2 separate regions of the Mus musculus genome follow, and region 1 is linked to region 2. The links are chromatin loops, found by intact Hi-C in ENCODE. Cell type or tissue: left cerebral cortex. All regions are shown on one strand. Each heading gives the region's core, and the rest is flanking DNA. Links, peaks and the distances in the headings are about the cores only.

Region 1 (5,419 bases), core at 336-5,335, 590 kb before region 2:
CTCAGGTGTGGATTGACACCATAGACAACGGTCTTTAGGATGTTTATAGCCACCCCCACCCCCAAAGCCAGACAGAATCAGCTCTACTGGGAGAGGAGCCCTAGGAGGCATCAGGTAGAAGGCAGGGTCTAGACACCCATCACAGGGGTATTCTAATCCACTCCTGACCCAGGGTTATAGGTCCAGGGCAAGGTGAAGTTTAGGCCTGTGAAACTTTTGCCTTGTGTTCCCACACCCAGGGAGATGACCTGGAATGAGTCACTACTGCCACCTTGTGCATGCCACAGACCATCAAGTGACCACAGCAGGCACAAGTCGGTGACTGCAGGAAGTCACCTGGTAATGTGGTGTGAAGATGACTGGAGCTGACATGAACTCCTTGGCCCTCACTCACCTGACATGGGGCGGTGATGAAGTCACCTGTCTTCCACTCTTCCCCAGTATCAGTAACATAGCTAGGGGTTATTCCCACATGGAAAAGAATCTTCTTCTCTCAAATGTTCCATAGGGAGAAAACCACCATTCAGCTGCTGCAGAGACTTTATAGGTAGAGGATAACCAGGTCCTCGCTGTATACACGGGGGGCGGGAGGGGGGGGAGCTCCTTCGAAGGCTGAACCGAGTCTCTCTCTCTCTGCCCCTCCCTTCTCCCTCTCCCTCTCCTTCTGTGTGTGTGTCTGTGTGTTCATATGTGTGTGTGTGTGTGTGTGTGTGTGTGTGTGTGTGTTCAGAGCTAGCAGGAGGCCCACAGAGATGTGGGTTGATATCCCAAGGGTCCCTCTTCTTCTAGGCCCATCTTGCCCTTTCCCACAAGTGTCCCCAATGTTGGGCCTGCTTCTCCATGCCTACTCTTACTACATTCCACCTAAAGAGGCCTGTGATGGCAGAAGCTACCCTGGCTGTGTGGTAGAGTGTGTGCCAGGAGTGACTGTAGGGTTCCCCAGGATCAAATACAATTGTAATAGTCCTCTGATGCCAGAGGTACTCATTGTATGCCAGGAACCATAAGCACGACACAGGCCTCATCCTCATAGACCCTTTGTGGGTGACAGAACAGAAGCTTGGAGAAAGCAGTAGGGACAGAGATAGTTTTGAAGTTCGTGTCTTTTTTTTTTTTTTTTGGTTTTTCAAGACAGAGTTTCTCTGTATAGCCCTGGCTGTCCTGGAACTCACTTTGTAGACAAGGCTGGCCTTGAACTCAGAAATCTGCCTGCCTCTGCCTCCCAAGTGCTGGGATTAAAGGCGTGCACCACCATGCCCGGCAGTTCATGTCTTTCTAACACAGAAACTGAATCCTCAGACAGCTTGCTTCAGAGCTGACTCGCAACCTGTGGCCCTCTTCCTGACTCAAGGAAGAAGCAAATTTGTCCCCAGTAGAATGTTGTGGGCCTAACAACAGAACCCTGTAACATCACATATGGGGCTCATTGGTTTGGTCCTTGGCAAAGCTGGGGGCCCGCAGGGGCTTGTATTGCTGCAGTATGTCTCTAAGGGCCTCCTAAAACCAAGGCCTGGGAATCTAAGCCCAGTCTGACACCAAGTGGGTCATAGCAGCCTCCATGTGTATGTTGTATCCTTTGAAGGCAACCAGGAAGCGCCTGCATTCCAGAGCCAGGGTCTGCTAGGGACCAGGCCCGAGACTTCAGCAAACGTGGGTGGTGCCTGGCCAGCCATAACACACACTCTGCCTTAGCCAAGAGAGAGCAAGCCCTGGCTCCTGTGGTCTTAGGGGGAGGTGTGGGGACAGCAGCAAGCTTGCGCCTCGCCCCAGGCACAGATGGTTCTCATTGCTCGCTCCTGCTCCTTCCTAGGAAAACAAACTAGCTCAGGGCCAACAGCCCAGTTTTATCTTGTGTTTGTTTTTGTTGCCATTTTTCTCCGCCTGAAGCCACTGTACTGTGGGCTGCGTCTGCAGGGTCTGTCTGGGGTGACCTTGGCATGGTGTCCCTCTTCAGACCAGGGTCCAGGGGTGCAGAAAAACTGCCAAGGACACTGCCATAGTCTGCACCCTGACATGTTCCTGTTCCACTGAGGGTCACAGCTACGTTTTCAAGAAGATTTAGAGTGGCCTGGAGAGAAGAGCAGAGACCTGGGTGAGTCCCAATGGAACTGGCTGTCCAGATGGTGCCCTGTGGCTGGCTGGGGGTTGGCTGAGGTGAAGGCTCCAAGGCTACTCAAGTTGGATGAAGAAAGATCACTCCGAGGTTCAGATCCTCAGGGTCCTGGGAGAACTCAGAGGAGGGTAGGCAGATGAATGAGCAACGGCCAGCCTCCCACGTGGGCTCCTGGTGTTCTTCCAGTATGTTTTCCAAACGCTTGCATTTCACAGATGAAATTCAACATGAAATCTGGTGGTGAAAGCCCTAGGAAGGTAGAGACTTGCCTAGGGCTGGACAGCATCCTCCCACCCTGACTCCATCTAGGAAGACCTGTTTTCTCCTTAGCCCCAGGAGCATCTGCATGGCCTGTACCCCACAAGAGGTGACAGGAAAGGAACAGGATGTGTGTGTGACAGCAAACTCTCGTGTGTGTGTGTGTGTGTGTGTGTGTGTGTGTGTGTGTGTGTGTGTGTAAGAAAAAGCACTAAACTCCAGGCTTAGCAGGGCTTCCCCCCCAAAGAAAAGGAAACACAGCATTGTCCACACTAGAGCAGGACTCTCCTTGCACTGGACCTCAAAGACAGAGCCCCGCCCACCCCACGGTAGGCGGGACCGCCGCAGTGGTGGCCGGTGGGCGCCTGCCCCTCCCCACCCTCCCTCCGCCTGGCGGCGGTGACATCACAGCTCTGGCGGGAGGGGCGGCGGCACCCCAGCACATCACTTCCTCGGCGTCTCCCGCGGACGCGCGGACAGGCGGACGGACGCGCGGACAGGCGGGCAGATCGGCAGGCGGACGGCCGCAGAGCGGGGCGGTGCTCCTGCTCGGCGCGTCCCCGACTCATGGCGAGCCCGGCCCCGCCCGTGGCCGAGGAGCTCCCGGGCCCGGCCTCCAGGCGCCTCTACTCCAGGTAGTTCAAGGACCGGGATGGGAACGGGGACCTGAGCGGCAGACGCGGGCGGGAGGCTGCCGGCCCAGAACAAAGGCTGCTGCGGCGACGCGCAACGTGGCCGGGGACGCGCCTCCCTGGATCTGCGTAGGGAGCGGTGGGGGCGCGGGGCCCAGGGCCCAAAGATCAGTTTCGCGGTAGAGGGGTTGGGACTGGGTTCTGCCTGCAACCCTGTCCTGATGCCAAAAGGGCTTACGGGGCGGGCACTCCACCACCCGGCTCTGCGGGACCCTGAGTAGCATGGATGCCAGTCTTCGTTATCTGGAGTTCTCTTCTCAAGCCTGACACTGCCGTGACCCGGTGTTGGTGTAGCATGGCCACGACCCAGGCTGTCATGATGGGGCCCTGCCTTCACTAGCTATCCCCAGCCCTAGGCCAGAAGGAGCTGGGCCTGAGCCAGGCAAGTGGGTGTGTGCTTCCCTACAAAGGCATTTGCCTTCCAGGCAGGTTCACAGGTGATCGAGCGGTCTGTGCTGTGTGCCCGCCCACTGGGAATGACAGGATAGTCCTGCCCCTGGCTCCATGCCTCCCTGGTGACTCCCTTTTGATGGATGAGGGTGTTCTCCGGTGAGATGCTGATCCCAGAAGTGGACCAGAGCTGTCAGTTCACTCTGGCTTCAGGTTGAGCTGGACCGGCCTGAGTTCTGGGCAGGGGCTGTCATCAGACCTAAAGGAAGGCCCAGCATCCTTCAGTTAGCTTCTGGCCCCCACCTCGTCTAGCCCTTCCCCATATCTGGGGTCTCCCTGTTAGGGGTCAACCCTGAAGAAATCTACTCAAGTGGGGTGGTTCATCAGCTAGCCAAGCTCTGCCTAGTACCCCCAAAGAGCAAAATGAGGGCTTGGTGCCTGGCGAACAGATCCTTGCCGTCCCGTTCTAATACAGTGTTCTAATGCTGCAGCTCAGAGACAGTGTCCCCATTGTGTGGTGTTGAAGATCATGCCTGAGCCCCACACCCTCCTCCAAGTTCTAGTGCAAGGGTAAGAGGTTTGCTAGCAGCTTCTTGGAGTCCCCTGGGAGCAGAGGCTCTGTGGGGTCACATTTAACTCAGGGCCAGCCACCCCTGTGAGAAGGAGGTGTCTACTAGGCAGACTGCAACGTGTGTGTGCATGTGCGTGTGCGTGTGTGTATGTATGTGTGTGCGAGTGCTCGCATGTAAGAGAGGGAGGTGGACATTCAGAGCACAGGTCTCAAAGCTGTGTCAGTTGCTCCCAGTTCCCCCTTGAGGTGACTCACTAGGTAGAACCCTAGCCCCTGTGTAGCTCTCACTGGTTAGGAACAGTATTCAGGATACTGGTTGAGGCCCTGTGCTCAGCTTGGCATCCCTCCAAGCTGAAACCCAAGCTGAGCTCAGAGGGTTGAGCTGGGACCAGATTTAAGCTGTGCAGCCAAGAGCCTTCCCACTGAGCCTTCCAGGAGGCCCGTGAGCTGTTTGGCCTCCACCTGTTGTGTCACAGCCAGGCTTCCCTGGGCTGATATGGGATGTCTTGGTGGGAGACACTCTCTGAATCATCCACTGTCCCACGAGCATCCCCATTCTTACTGGTATCTGACTGAGAGGGTTTGATACTTATAAAATGGGGCTGAAGAGCTGAGAAGAGCCACAGATAATGTCCCTGAATGGCCAGCTCCTCATGGAGTGTAGCGAGGGGCTGGCTCAGGGAGGCAGGAACACTGAGAGGGGTGGGGCAGAATGGAGAGGGTCTCTGTTGAGAATCTCTGGTACACTGGCACTGAGGCCAGAACAGGGGGTTGGGCTAGAGGGTCCCAGAGACAAGTAGCCAGGAAGTCCTTATATGTCCTCTTCTGGACTCCCAGCCCCACGAGGAAGAGGCTAAGGCTTGAGTGAAGCTGGGAAGGGAGGGTTAGCAGGGGAGCCCACATTGGAGTGGCCTTACAAAAGGTGCACCTAGGGTAGGGGCTACTGGTGCCCGGGCATGGCAAGGCCTCTGTGGCCACATGGCCATACAATGCTGGTCCCCTACTTTAGTATCTCTTTCTGTGTTCTCTCCTCAGCGCTGTCCCAGACAGCACAATTCCCCAGGTAGCCCTGCAACCCTGACCTTTAGGTCCTTTCCTGAAGCTAAGATATCTCTTCCCTTCGCAGCTTCTACTGCCCCTTACTCCCTCTCACCCCTTCCCTGGCTGCTGAGGGAAAGTCAGCGTAACTTCCTTCTGTGAGATGCTGGGCAGTGCGGAGCTGTGAGCAAGGGTCTCTCAAGCTTTGGGCCAGGGATCAGTCCCAGGTGTCTGCTCTGCAGAGAAGGGGGCAGGCAGAGATTCAGGTAGCTAGACAGCTCGTTGTGGATACTAGAGGACACCAGGAGACTTAAGGGGACACACAGATGAGATCAGGAGGCCACGAGCAGAGTGTGG
Region 2 (5,394 bases), core at 395-5,394:
CATACCTGCCCGAGAACCATGGTTTCTGTATGTCAGCCGTGAGCCTGGTACTGAGGGGCAATGGGGTCTGAGCTCCCGGTTTCTAAGATCTTCGCTTCTGAGCAAGACACCTCAGCCTTTCCAAGCCCAAGGCCAGTCCTTCTAAGATGCAGGCATGATAGCTCTAAGTAGGATGGCAAAAATAGGTGGCATCAAAGGTACAGGTGCTGCAGTCATATAGCTTGCAGTACTAGCGGATTCTTCATCCATTTATTTTATGTCACGGATTTACTAGATGCCAGGAACCCAAAGCTATATAAGGAGGGGCCGTCCCACTGTTCCCTCCATGGGTGTCAGGCCTCTTGGTGTTACTGTGCTCCTCACATGCGCTGCTTTGTGATGGACAACTCCTGGGAGAGGTTACCCAGCCACTCTAAGGACTTGGAGCTGTTGGAATCCCTCGGCGTCTTTTGGTGTCTCTATTGCCAACACTGTCTTTGCATCTCTGAGTCTCTCACGCATGTGTGCAGGTGTGAATGGTGTGTATATGTATGCCTGTATGTGGTGGACATGTGTGATGAAGTGCCAGCCTAGGCCTCACTCTCCCATCTCCCCCTTACTCCCTCTTCCCATCAATGTAGTATTCCCTGCCCTGAGCACAGTGGCTTAGGTGACTCGGCCACACTGTGGGTTTGGTTGGCCAGGTTTCAGGTCACAGTTTTCTTGGCTGTGGGATGATGCTAGTGTCTACTTGAAGATCCTCCAGCCACATGAGAGATGTGAAGGGGTGGTGGCTCAGTGGCTGCTTCCCCACCTCTAAGGGCTCTTCTTCCACCCCAGAGGCATGGTAGGGAAACTGGAAGCCCCCATCTGGACTCTTTATTTCCATTATAACAGTGTTCAGCCCTGATTTTGACACCTGTTACTACAGAGACATCTTTGGGCCTGCACCTGTCCCACAGCCCATACTACCTGTGATCAGGGGTTGTTTACCACCCCAGCCCCATCTCAGGGCAGCCCCGAACTGGAGTCCAAGTGGCTAAATTGAGCCCCTGAAGGAGAAGTGACCAGAGCAGAGGACACTACTAGACTTAGAACTTCTGTGCTAGCTACCTGGGGTTCTCTGGGCTGAGCGGGCCAGGGCCCCCAGTCTTACCTGGTACCTGTTTACCCCCTTTCTGTTGTTCAACTACAGCCTCTGAACTGAGAATTTGGGACTTATTTTCTGGTTGTAAAAATAAAAAGTGCCATGCCACTTTTATAAGAAAAAAAAAAAAAAAAAAAGGAGGGGCTGTTACTCAAGGAACCCAAGGGCAATCTTGGACTAATCAAGAAAGACAGACAACAGCACAAAAAGCTAATGTTTTATTCAACAGTCTCATCTCAAAAGTAGCAGAAGGAAATGGTGGGAGAATCCAGGAAGACACCCTGGCTAGCTGCCTCTCACACAATCTTGGACAGTCAGCTGTGGCAGAGACATTTATGCTCCAGGCAGCAGGCAGTGGACAGGGCTCTCTATAGAACCTGAACCTAAGGATGGGTAACTGGACTTGACTAAGGTCCACTGAATACCTCACAATTCTAAACAAACTGAGGCTGTCTTCCTATCACCAACCACCCTCCCTATTCAAGGTCTTCAATGGGACAAACTTCCACTGGCAGTCAGGAAGGGAGCCACCTGCTGTAAATAACTGGACAGCATTCCCCAACCATCACGGGGAACTGGCCCTGGCCTGGACAGGTTCCTGAGGCTACAGTGGCTCCTGATCCCAAAGTCCCCAAGGGAGCTAAAACTGAAAAAAGCTAGGCTGTGCTGGGTATCCACAGCACTTCCTTTCTGATAAACTAGGCCCTAGGGAGGGCTACCCTGCGATGGTACCCCAAGAGGCTCAGGTGTGTTCTGTAGGGCCAGGGCCACCACCATGGGAGTGGACAGGGGCTGCAGACTGTAAGGGACCAGCACCAGTCTCCGGGGACGCCAGAAGAGGGGCTGAGAGGCCATCAGCAGAATCTGCGTCGAGGTCCAGCCTCCAGTAAGCTTCACACAGAGGCAGGTCATTAGCTTCGCAGAGACTTGAGCTTTGCCACCACAAGAAACCCCCAGGAGTGACAGGAGCAGGCAGAGGAAAGCCAGGGAGGGGAAAGCAAGACAGATGCAGAGTTAAGAAATGAACATCACCTGACTGCCTCCCCTTCTTCTCCTCTGTGCTGGCCCCTCTGCTAAGCGGTTCTGGCCACTCTTGCATCCAAAGAAAGGTGGTGTCAACAGGCCATGTGACTTAGGCAAACTGTCCCCATGGGTCCTTCTTGACACATAGGACTCTCCTTGTTCCTATCAGCCTCTACCTGTTACCCATCCCTTACCAGTAGGGTAGTGATGAGACTTTACAAAGAGCTCCTGGTGGCAGACCTGTTTCCATCCCTACAGGGTCCTGGCCTAACTGGGTAACAGTCAGCAATACAGGTCTGAGCATTTCTCTATATACCACTACTCTAGCTCTACAGCTCTAAGCCCCAGGCTTTACACATTCCATTTCCTTACATTACACAGGGAAAGCCAGAGACAGGAGGAGGCAAGCACAATGCCTCAGTGGTCATAGCAGTGGCTACTTGGACCACATCTGTTTCTACAGCTGTCTAATATGCACAAGGCCCTAGCTTTCTCCCATGCCTGTCCCCAGCAGTCTCTCGCAGAACTACCCAAGACAAAGGGAGTAGCATCCCCAGGAGAATGGAGGGAAGGCAAAGCCAGAAAGAGCAAGCAGTTCGTATACAGGCAAGAGTAGCCATGCAGAGGGGAAGCTGGGCAACTGGTGGTGGTGTGGGCAGGAGGCTGATAGGGGCAGACAAAACCTACTGCCTCACCTACCGAAGAACTCTGCCATTTAAGGAAATTCCTAGGCATGGGGCAGCTGCTTTACCATGAGGAATATGAGAGAGGTGATTGCCCAAAGAGGACACAGATCATCCCAGAAACGTATGCACGTGATGCAGAGGGGCCGAGGCTTTGGAAACCCAGCACTCTGGGTTCCTATCTGAGCAATTTATCCCCTCAACCCTTGTACAGGACTGAGTCACTGTCCCAGTACTCATCCGCTCAAGTGTCCTTGAAGTACTACAAGGTAGTGACAGGAAGATGTGAGGAACTCACCCTGGGTTGGTCTAAGTCTCTGCCACTTTGGGGTACAGTAGATACTCCCACTTTTCTGCTAAGCTGATGAACACTGAGACCAAAGATAACCCCAGAACTCTCTGGAGAACTTTAGAACTACTGAAGCTTGGCAGTGACACTGAGTCTAAGATGGGAACAAGATGTCCACTGCAGCACTGGACATCTGTAGTTGACTGCAGCTTCTGTGCAGCAGCAGCAGGAGCAAACCTACCACCAGGGGGAGTCAGGCAGGGTGCTGCTGACCGGAACCTTAACTTCAAGCTAATGGGGTGGGGCAAGGCCTCCATTCTCCAGCCCGGTTCCGACGACATATTTTACACTGGACTCTTGATTTCTCAAGGCCTCTCTGGATCAGAAAGTTTCAGGTATCAACATTCTAAGTGGCCCTGTAGAGAGCTATGTGACAGATCCTGCCTGCTGCTATCCTCTGAGACTAACATAGGTCTGACACCAGGAGACTCCAGCTCCATGAATAAGGCCGAGCTGACATCCAGGTATCTTGGGCCCAGGAGTCAAAGCCACCCTGCTTGAGTTCCTTACCCCTCCCCCATCCCACCTCTCCACTGTGAGTCTGATGACATTCACATGGAACTGAATCTCTGAGCAAGCAGTAGGCAGGGCTGTCCCAGAAAGTGAACGTCGTTAGAGACCTGGAAGGCCACAAGGGGCCAATCCAGCCTTGACTAAACTGTCTAGACAGACAAGAGATTTAAAGCAGTAAGACAGAGACTGTGTTGCCCTGGAGGGCTTCCTCGCCCCCTGGGGGATACCCTTTTCTGGCCACAGCCGTTGACACACAACCAAGTCCTGTGTTTTCATCCCTCTTCATTGAAGGGAAGGCCTGGGCCCCTGCTGGTGGCTGGCTATGACTGTCTGTCCGTCAAACGAGCTAGTCAGGGGCTCTGCTGCCAAGGAGAACTTGGAAAAACACAAGGCCATTGCAGGCCCTAGCTGGTCTGGGCAGGCAGCAGGCAGCACCTGCATGGCAGTCCAGCCCTATTTGTACCTGGACGAGTAGTACTCCTCCTCCAGCTCATATAGGTCAATGGAGACCTCGTCCCGCAGGGTGATGAGCTTGCGGTCACACTCCTCCTGCAGGGCTCGAAGCTGCTGGTTACGCTGGTCGATGGCTTCATTCACAGACGGGAAGTCGTTGAGGATCAGAAACTGCTTGAGATCGGATACCAGCTTCATCAGTGACTCACCAGCTCGAACCTGCACCATCGTAATCAGGGTAAAATATAAAAGGAGGCAGACACAGTGGCCCTGCTCTGTGTACGTGCTGCTGAGCCAGCAGTGCATCCTGGAAGTCTGGTTTACGTTCTGCAAAGAAAAACACTGCCCTGTACAGAGGTATCTGTGAGGACAGAGGCACAGCCAGGGAGGCAAAATCAGTACCCTCCGTGACCAAGTGGGCTAAGTTTGCTCACTTAAAGGAGTTTTCCTTTCCCAACCACACCACTCACACCATGTACACATCCTGCGTATTCCACTCAGAGCCAACAGAAAACCATGCCGACTTTCCTCCTGACTCCTCCTTTCCCAGATACGGCACAACTGCAGGTTGGGCAGTCGCAGGCATCTGTGCCCCACACCGCTGCCGATACCCACTGCACAGACACTGCCTACTGGGCTTTCTCTGCAAGATCAAGAGGCTCACATTTCACACAGGACTCATTCCACCATTTCCTTTTCCATTCGCAAGCAGCCTTGGGAAACCTTCATGTCAACAGGAACAGCTGCCCTCCCTCTCATCACCACCACAGAACGGACAAGGCCCTCCTCCCAGTGCCTATGAGGGCAATCCCCAAGACAGGCTCTGCCCACCCCATTGCTCCCTTGTTTTCCTCTGCTACTCTGGACTCTACCTACAACCCCTCCATGGTGTCTTCCATCCCACACTCACGATGTTGGCTGCTCGAACGTGCATCTCATAATTGTCCTGTTCGCCCTGAGTAGCCCGAGACACCTGCGTCTCATCCTCAATCTGAGGGCAAATAAGAAAAGCCTAGAATCAACACAGGGAGCAGCCACCTGGCTTAGCTGCCACCGCCGCCGCCGCCGCCGCCACCCGCCTTCATGTCTTTACCATAGCCTGTCAGGCCTTCCCGCAGATCCAGAGCCTACTTCCTGTCTAGACAACTGGCAATGTCTCCAACCCCTTCTTGTTCTCTGGGTGACGATAGGTTACTTCATGTCAAAAGGACACTGCCCAGTCTTTGTGACAGTTTATAAGAAATAAA

What was found. Hi-C counts contacts between places; a loop is a spot of excess contacts. Peaks named below come from ENCODE experiments on the same cell type or tissue, not always from the same donor. Only the 100,000 strongest peaks of a DNase experiment are listed, where the experiment ranks them.
Region 1: a loop joins it to region 2, with 2.9 times the contacts of the local background. A loop is called at or near these places in 2 of 42 quality-filtered maps.

What each region holds. Positions count from the first base shown.
Region 1 is chr2:26,312,715-26,318,133 of GRCm38, forward strand. Gpsm1 (G-protein signalling modulator 1 (AGS3-like, C. elegans)) reads left to right here and starts at 2,819. Exons shown (of 14, transcript NM_153410.5): 1 at 2,819-3,006. The coding sequence starts at 2,939. It overlaps Gm52505 (a long non-coding RNA gene), which reads right to left. Exons shown (of 2, transcript XR_003953775.1): 2 at 2,635-3,712. In left cerebral cortex, for the core only: a CTCF peak has its summit at 2,790; DNase peaks (open chromatin) are centred at 1,723, 2,337, 2,845, 3,460 and 1 more place; H3K4me3 peaks cover 1,778 bases; H3K27ac peaks cover 2,188 bases.
Region 2 is chr2:26,903,936-26,909,329 of GRCm38, forward strand. Med22 (mediator complex subunit 22) reads right to left here. Exons shown (of 4, transcript NM_001033908.1): 2 at 5,058-5,138; 3 at 4,158-4,366; 4 at 1,332-2,058. The coding sequence ends at 1,869. Among named protein-coding and RNA genes, the nearest start is that of Surf6, 3.7 kb to the left of the region's middle. In left cerebral cortex, for the core only: a CTCF peak has its summit at 3,379 (motif pointing right); a DNase peak (open chromatin) is centred at 3,352.